Linked DNA regions of Homo sapiens: region 2 is linked to region 1. Evidence: chromatin loops called from intact Hi-C (ENCODE). Cell type or tissue: tibial artery. All regions are shown on one strand. Each heading gives the region's core, and the rest is flanking DNA. Links, peaks and the distances in the headings are about the cores only. Region 1 overlaps ST8SIA5-DT (ST8SIA5 divergent transcript). Region 2 overlaps ST8SIA5 (ST8 alpha-N-acetyl-neuraminide alpha-2,8-sialyltransferase 5).

The links. Peaks named below come from ENCODE experiments on the same cell type or tissue, not always from the same donor. Only the 100,000 strongest peaks of a DNase experiment are listed, where the experiment ranks them.
Region 2: it touches region 1 in a loop (10-fold over the local background); 1 of 110 quality-filtered maps calls a loop at or near these places.

What each region holds. Positions count from the first base shown.
Region 1 is chr18:46,772,370-46,776,758 of GRCh38, reverse strand. The region is part of intron 2 of ST8SIA5-DT (ST8SIA5 divergent transcript); the gene reads right to left. Among named protein-coding and RNA genes, the nearest start is that of ST8SIA5-DT, 17 kb to the right of the region's middle. In tibial artery, for the core only: no CTCF peak of the experiment used is centred there; no DNase peak of the experiment used is centred there.
Region 2 is chr18:46,718,443-46,722,831 of GRCh38, reverse strand. The region is part of intron 1 of ST8SIA5 (ST8 alpha-N-acetyl-neuraminide alpha-2,8-sialyltransferase 5); the gene reads left to right. Among named protein-coding and RNA genes, the nearest start is that of ST8SIA5, 36 kb to the left of the region's middle. In tibial artery, for the core only: no CTCF peak of the experiment used is centred there; a DNase peak (open chromatin) is centred at 1,861.

The sequences.
Region 1 (4,389 bases), core at 220-4,219:
TTATTTATTCAAAATAAATTCGTGGATGATCAGAGAAAATTATATGCAGAAGAATTCCAAATAATTTATGTAGATACACTACCCTAAAAGAAATGGAGCATAACTCTCTACCACTTAAGTGTGGCTATGCACAGTGACTTCTTTCCAATGAGTATAGTGTGGACAGGGGAAACAAAGTAACTTTACAGTGGAAAACATGACAAACACTGCCTCAGCCAGATGATCAAGGTCAAAATCAACAGTGATAAGTCATGTTGATAGTATGTCCCTGTCTTAGTCTTTTTAAAATTTTATTTTATTTTTATTTTTTTGAGATGGAGTTTCACTCTTGTTGCCCAGGCTGGAGTGCAATGGCGTGGTCTCAGCTCACTGCAACCTCTGCCTCCTGGGTTCAAGCAATTCTTCTGCCCCAGCCTCCCAAGTAGCTGGGATTACAGGTGCCCACCACCACGCTTGGCTAATTTTTTTGTATTTTTAATAGAGACGGGGTTTCACCATGTTGGCCAGGCTGGCCTTGAACTCCTGACCTCAGGTGATCTGCCCACCTCGGCCTCCCAAATGCTGGGATTACAGATGTGAGCCATGGTTCCCGGCCCCTGTCTTAGTCTTTTTTGTGCTATAACAGAATACCACAGACGGGGTAATTTATAAAGAAAAGAAATTTATTCTTCACAGTGCTAGAGACTGGAAAATCCAAGAGTATGGTGCTAGCATGTGGCAAAAGCCTTGTGCTGCATTATCCCATGATGGAAGAACAAGAGACAGATAGAGGAAACCTGGCCAAACTCATCCTTTTTTTGAGGAACCTACTCCTGTGATAATGACATTAATCCATTCATTAGGGCAGAGGTGTTATAACCTAATCACCTCTTGAAGGCGCCACTGCCTGATATCATTACATTGGCAATTAAATTTCAACATGAGTTTTGGAGGTGACATTCAAATCATAGCAGTACCATTGATAAGATATGATGAAAATGGCAGTTTATTTCTGTGGTCTTCCTGCCAAAAACCCATAACCCCACTCTTATCATGAGAAAAACCCACAGTTCCCAATTGAGGGACATTCTACACAATACCTGACCAGTACTCTTACTCCTCTCACCTGCCAATATCATCAGAAACAAGAAAAGTTTGAGAAACTGTCACAGTCAAGAGGAACCTAAGACGACATGATGACTAAAAATAATGTGACATCCTGGATGGGACCCTAGGACAGAGAAAGGACTGGGTAAAAGCTAAGGAAATCTGAATAAACTCTGGAGTCTGGTGAGTAATAATGTATCAATATTGGTTCATTAATTGTGACAAATGTACCATACATTATAATGTAAGTTGTTGACAATAGAGGAAACTGACTTTGGAGTATGTGGAAACTCTGTTCCTCACAATTTTTCTTTAAAACTATTCTAAAAATAGAGTTTATTTTAAAAATACCAGTTACAGAGCATCAAAAAGCATAAAATACTTAGGAAGAAATATAACAAAAGATGTGGAAGGCCTCTATGCTGAAACTATAAAACACCGCTGGAAGAAGCTCAAGAAGACCTGAATAAACATAGATCTGTGTTCATAGACTGGAAGAGTTGATGTAGTTAAGATATAATATTGTTAAATGAATCCCAGTTTTAATCACATCAGACTTTTTGTAAAAATTGATATGCTAATTCTAAAATTTGTAGGAAATGTCAGAAGGACCTAGAATAAGCAAAACAATTCTCAAAGATTGAGGTTGGATGATTTCAGGATATACTATAAAGCTATAATCGTTAAGACAATATGTTATTGTGTATGGATAATTATATAGATCAATGGAATAGAATATCAAATTGAGAAGTAAACTCATACATATTTTGTAACTTGATTTTCAACAAAAACACCAATGCATTTCAGTAGGGGAAAGGAATCTTTTCAGTAAATGGTACTGGAATAACTGAATGTCCTTAAGAAACAGAAAAGGACCTTGACCTCTACTTCATAGCATACACAAAAATTAATTTGAGATGGATCACAAATTTAAACATGAAAGGTAAGTCTAAAAGTCTTCTTTTAGAAGAAAACAGGCCAGGCATGGTGGCTCGCGCCTGTAATCCTAGCACTTTGGGAGGCCAAGGCGGGCCGATCACGAGGTCAGGAGTTCGAGACCAGCCTGGCCAACATAGCAAAACCCTACTAAAAATACAAAAATTAGTCAGGGGTGGTAGCATGTGCCTGTAATCCCAGCTACTTGGGAGGCTGAGGCAGGAGAATCTCTTGAACCTGGGAGGGGGAGGTTGCCATGAGCGGAGACCACGCCATTGCACTCCAGCCTGGGTGACAGAGTGAGACTCCATTTCAAAAAAAAAAAAAAAGAAAAAGAAAACATAGGAAAATATCTTTTCAACTTTGGGGTAGGAAAAGATTTCTTAGGCACAAAAATTCCTAATCATAAAAGAAAATGATAAATTTGGCTCCACCAAAATCAAAACTTTCTGCTCAGTAAAAGACAATGTTAAGAAATGAGAACACAAGCCACATTGTTGGGGGAAATGTTCACAACATATAGAGACAGAGATAGAGAGATCTCCTACAAATCAATAATAAAAGAGAAAAAGCAGCATTATGGCTCTTCACAAAGGAAGGCTCTTCACAGAGGAAGGTAGAAAAATGGATAATAAGCATATGAAAAAAGCTATCCACTTCTCTTCCTCCAACACCTTCTTTAGCCACAGGTATCAGATAAGTGTGGGGGGAGGGTGAAGAGGGGGGAAGGATTGAATTACTTAGTGTATTAGTTGGGTTTCTCCAGAAACATGGAACCAATAGGGGGTGTGTGTGTGTGTGTGTGTGTGTGTGTGTGTGTGTGTGTAGACAGAGAGAGAGGGAGGGAGAGATTGATTTGTTTTAGAGAATTGGCTCATATCATTGTGGAGGCTAGCAGCTCCAAAATCTGTAGGGTATGGCTGGCAGACTGGAGCTCCAGGGAAGAGTTGATGTTGCAGTTTAAGTCTGAAGGCACCCTGGAAGCAGAATTCCCTCTTCCTTTGGGGACCTCAGTCTTTTTTTTTTGTCTTAAGACCTTCTACTGATTGGATGAGGCCTACCCACATTTTGAAGGGTAATGTGCTTTACTCAAAATCTACTGCCCTATTTAAATATTAATGTTAACCTCATCTAAAAAATATCTTCACTGAAAGATCTAGACTAGTGTATAACCAAATATTGAGGTACCATGGCCCAGCCAAATTGACATGTAAAATTAATCATTCTACTCAGCAAACATAAACTGAAGCTGCCTTCCCTGGGTGTGTCCATTGATGAGACAGCAGGGAAGGAGGGAAAGGTTCCTGCTTCTGCTGTGTTACAATCTCGTCAGGTGTAGCAGATTGCACACCAAGGAGGCAGTGATCCTGCCCTGCAAGAAGGCATAAGGAGTGAAGTGAGAGAAGGCTTTCTGGGAGAGGTGACAACTGAACTGAGTCTTGAAGGCTTGTTGATGTATCCTGATCTCCTAGAACAGTGCTTGACACATAGGAGGTGCTCAATAAATATTTGTGAATGAAGTCAGAAGCTATAATAAGAGAGGTAAATTGAGATGGTGGCTGAAAAGTTGGATGCAATGGAAAGAAAGCAACAAATAGATTTTAAATGGAACATGAGATCAGCATTGAGGAGTGGTCCAGGGGCAAGGGGGATAACAAATGGCAGGAGGTTAACCCAGGAGGCTGGAAGAACAGTCCAGAGTCTACTACATTAGACCAGACATGTTCATAAATAGGCAGCTAACTAAGGCATTGGCGAGCCTAAATGGTGAGAGATAGAAAGGAGGGAGATCTAGGAGGTGGGACCGAATGTGGGAGAGGCTCCAGGCATGGACCCAGCACTGGAAGGGCCTTCTTATACCCTTATTTTTACAGATGAGTCTGAGACCCAGAGAGGGAAAGCAACTTGTTCATGGCCACACAGCATGCTGACAGTGTAAACTGAACCAAAAATCCAGGTCCTGTCTCTGGTCACATGTTCTTTTCATGCCATATGGCCTGTGCTCTCTCTTGCTCTCCTAGCCAAGCTTGTCCTCGGAGTTACCAGTGTCATCCCAGTAGGGTCCTGGGGCCTCCTCACACAGCGCCACCTCTGACTACTGTTAAGAGTCTTGAGAGTCAGTAGGACGGTGATGAAGCCTCACCTGAAGCTTCTTCTGGGCTCAGTCCTTGTCCTGGAGCCGCTGCCTGCTATGCATGGCTGTGAGGCTGACCCCAAGTGGTGGTGGTTATTTTAAGTAATTCACGTTGGAGGGAGGAAGTGACTGAGGAAAATGTGAAAATGAGTAGCTATTGCAAGATGTGTGTGATAAATGAAACAGGGAACATAAAGACAGATGAAGAGGCACATCTGTTATTTTTGCTCCTT
Region 2 (4,389 bases), core at 292-4,291, 54 kb after region 1:
TTTCTTGGAAGCTCTGTGGATTGTTATAGACAGCGATTCTCAACTGGGGCAATTTTGCCCCCAGTAGACATTGGCAATGTCTGGAGACATTTTTGATTGCTGCAGCAGGAGGGTCCAGGGTACAATGCTGCTGGCATCTGGTGGTAGAGAGCAGGGATGTTGCTCAGCATCCTATAATGCACAGGACAGTCCCACAACAATGAAGTAGCCAACCCCAGATGCCATAGTGCCAGGCTGAGAAAGCCTGCCCTGGGGCAATTAAGCGGGCACCAACCCTTTCCTCCATATCTGTTTCTTTTGAGCGGATCAGTTTCCCTCCTGAGAAACCCATCCCTCAGCAAACCTGGAAGGCAGGGTGTGTGACCCAAGCATTCAGAAGCCAGGTGCACTCAGTAAGCAGACTTTCAGGCACATCCACTGTTTTCAGTGCAGAGTCTCTGATAAGAGAAAAGAGCGCAGAACTCCTGTGAGTCGGTTTCCCCAGAAAGCAATCTCCTGACATCTGTGAGGTGGGCAGGTGGAGTGGCCAGGCTGCCTGGGCTTGGGAAGAGGGCCTGGTATGGGAATTCACAGGGCGTTGGGGAGAGGGTTGTCTGACTGCTTTTTGTGCAGACTTCAAACAATGCTGCTCTTAGCTCCATTGTGCACTCCCACCTTCGCTGGCCCTGGGGACCTTTCATTCCTGAGCCTTCCTGAGTTGTTCACTGCGAGTAGATCTGCTTTTTGCAGGAAGTAAGATGTCCACTGTCTGGTGGAGGTCCATGACCTTGTGCTTTTCATCATCCAGCATGTTATTGCTGGCCCCTTCTATGGCCTTCTCCCGACATGCATGTCTGTATTTATCCCTTTGCTGTCATTTTAGTGAGGGTTGGGGAAGGAGTGAAGATAAGCATGTGCTGAGTGCACGTCTTGAACCAAAAGTGGTATCCTTGTGTGCTGGAATACTGTAGATTTTATTAAAAGCTCTGAAGTGTGTCTGGCTTTTGAGGAGGACAAAATGTGGTGCTGGCGCTCTTTTGGTTTAACTGGAGGCAGGAATTGAGGGATGGCACGGTATAGGAGGTAGAAGAGCTCTGCGACCTTTGTCTCGCAAAGTCGCAATGTCCCTGTGTGTGAAATGTGTGCTCTCAGCCCTGCTGGTACAGATGGAATGAGGGGATAGATGCAGAACCGCAGAGAGCACTGTAGAGGGCTGTGGTTTATGATCACCATCCTCATGGTTGGAGTCAGTACCATCGCCTCCTTTAATTGCATGACCAAGGCAATGTGTCACTTGGGCACAGCAACAGAATGTGGCTCTCTGGTAGGCAGGCTTAACCCAGCAAATGAGCATGAGTACCGACTGCCTCGTTTTCTTGCCAGAGGCCTCCAGTTTGGTTGGCAGAGTGGTGACCAGCTGACCAATTGGACGGGGCTCTTTAATGTCACGGATGATCCAGCAGTGCAGAGCGGCAGTGACTCCAGCTCCAGGTACAGACCCCGGCAAAAGGCCAGGGAGTGGGGGAAGCTCAACCCGGGGTGGCCCTGCAGCCCCTGCCACATTGTCCACTTCCTAGGGTGGAAGAAGCAGGTCTTGTTCTGGTGGCTCGAAACTCCCTGCACTTTGGTATCCCACCTGGTTCCTTTAACTTGAAGGTGAATGAATTTGAAGGGTGAGGCATAGGACCCAACCACAACCAAGCGGGGATTCACTGGCCCCTTCTATCAGGGGGTAGGGTGGGGAGTCTTGGTCTCAAACCTCCATTTAGGGGTGGGGGCCAAAGCTCTGTCCCTGCTGCAGGGATTTCGGATATCAGCCAGCAAGTGTGTGTAGGTGTGTGTGGGTGGGTGGCATCAAGAAGCGGGTGTCAGGTGGGTGTTCCCTGCTTCTCTGAAGTCCCTTGCCCAGGTACTCCCTGCCCTGCCCACAGGGGAGGTTGCCCTTGGCTGGAGCAGAACCATTTCCATCAAGGTGGTGCTGAGATTTGCTATGCGCCCCATCATGTGGCTATTTCCTCTTGATCAGTAATATTTGTTGAATGAATAAAAATGGAATATTCTCAGGCTGAGCACACTCATTGCAGGGAGGGTATTGTGGAGAATTTTTGCAGATGAGGCAGGATACTGTCTCTGCTGGGAGCTGGGTATGACTGGAACCTGCCAGCTAAGCATTCCCAGGGGCTGATTAAGCTGTTTGGTTTCTTAATTTTTGTATTTTTAAGGAGGGGGTAACTCTCACGTCCGTTTCCCTGAGAGAGAGGCTTGCATTTTTGTTGCTGGTGATTTTGACACACAAACATTAAATTGACCCTGCAGAGAAGTAATGGGTTTTTCAAGGACCCCTGATATGTATGTTTTTATTCAATGCTTTGAGAAAGATGAGATTCTGATGTCAGAAACCAGTCAAGCAAATGTCCACAGACATGCCCGAGGGTGTGGGGATGGTCGCACGCTGTGGCCTGGGCTGGAGGGTCTTATGCTGGCCTTTGGGACCACAGTTCTTTCCATGGAAGTGCAGAGGGAGCTCTGGACATCACGGGTAAGGTGGGGGCCCATGCTTGTCCTGGGAAGCTGAGCCTCCCATGCTGGCCTGTCTGCTAAGCGGCCCTGCCTCCCAGGTGGTGAGCAGTCTAGGTAAGTCAGCAAGTGTGTACCTCCCTACTGGACTCCTGGGAGAGTTCTTCAAGAGGTTTGGGGTAGAAAATGCGAGTCAAAGCCAAGCATGGTGGCTCATGCCCGTAATCCCAGCACTTTGGGAGGCCAAGGCGGGTGGATCACTTGAGGTCAGGAGTTTGAGACCAGCCCGGCCAACATGGTGAAACCCCATCTCTACTAAAAATGCAAAAATTAGCCGGGTGTGGTGGCACATGCCTGTAATCCCAGCTACTCAGGAGGCTGAGACGGGAGAATAGCTTGAACCTGGGAGGCAGAGGCTGCAGTGAGCTCAGATTGTGCCACTGCACTCCAGCCTGAGTGACAGAGTGAAACCCTGTCAAAAAAAAGAAAGAGAGAGAGAAAGAAAGAAAGAAAGAGAAAGGAAGGAAAGAAGAGAGAGAGAAAGAAAGAAAAAGAAAAGGAAAGAAGAGAGAAAGAAAGAAAAGAAAGAAAGGAAGGAAAGAAGAGAGAGAAAGAGAGAAAGAAAGAGAGAAAGAAAGAAAGAAAGAAAGAAAAAAGAAAAGAAAGAGAAAGATAGAAAGGCGAGTCAAGTGAGCAAGGCGGACCGACGGGCCCCTGGGAAGCTGTTTCTTGGCAGATGTCTCCAGTCAGTGGCTGAAACCATTGTCATTGCATGGGCTCCATTCCTAACTTTTCCTGCTGCCAGTATCTTTTGTCTTTCCTTCCTCTTTCCACGGTTTCACCTGTAACTTCTCATAGCCCTCACTGCACCTGTGTTCTCCTCTGCCTTTCTTCCTGTTACCTGTTTTTGTCCATCCTTCCTTTCTTCCTCCCCATTGCCTCCCTCTCTCCTCCACGTCCTTGCTTCCCTACTCCCTTTCTCACTCCTCTTGCCCTTTATTTTCTCTGCCCCTCTCTCCATGATCTGGGCCAGCTTCCTCTTTCCTATCAGCCGGGAGCCTGCAGGGTCAGAGACACAGCTGACCTCTGTCAAGTTGGTTTTGGAATTCAGGTGCCTTTGATGCAACATTGTTAGCAGCTGAGTTGACTTCCTTCTGGAGCGCTCCCATTTGAGCAAGAATTTCCTTAGTCACAGAATAAATGGCATGACCACACCTCCCACATTTTCCTGGGACAATTCCAATTTCAAATCTCTATTTCTAGTTGACCCCGAAGTACCCCCCTAGTTGAAGGACTGCAGTACGTAGAGTCCCCACATGTGGGAAATAATGGTTAACGTAGTTAGAATGGAACTGGAGTTTTTACCCTGGCGTGTGAGCAGCTTCTGCCTTCTTTAAAATGGGCAGGACAGCTCCTGGCAGCAGCTGTGCAGAGCTTGGGGGAGGACCTAACGAGGACACGACGTACATTGTCCCAATTGACAACTCTCCAAATCTGGAAGATGGGATGAGCTTCATGGTATTATTCACATATTGAATAATTCAGTGCATGCCATGTTTTGCTATCTATAGTTGTGTGGTGTTGAAGTGTGGTACAACCTGTTATTTATTATTAACAGTTTGGAAAGGAAGTCAGGAAGTACCAAATATAACCAGAGGATGAAGAGGGGCAAAGAAGCAAATGACTCATACATTGTATATACTCAAGCAGGAGCCACAGGCAGAAGGAGCCAGTCCAAATGATTAGTCCGGAAAACTCCAAACAGCACTACAAAGCAAATTCAAGCCAGATAGTGCTCATAAAAGGCTGTGGTCAGATCTTCTTATTGGTCACAGGCTGGGGAAGTACAGGCTGAATTAGAAAGGTGTGAGCTATAAGATATACATTGACATA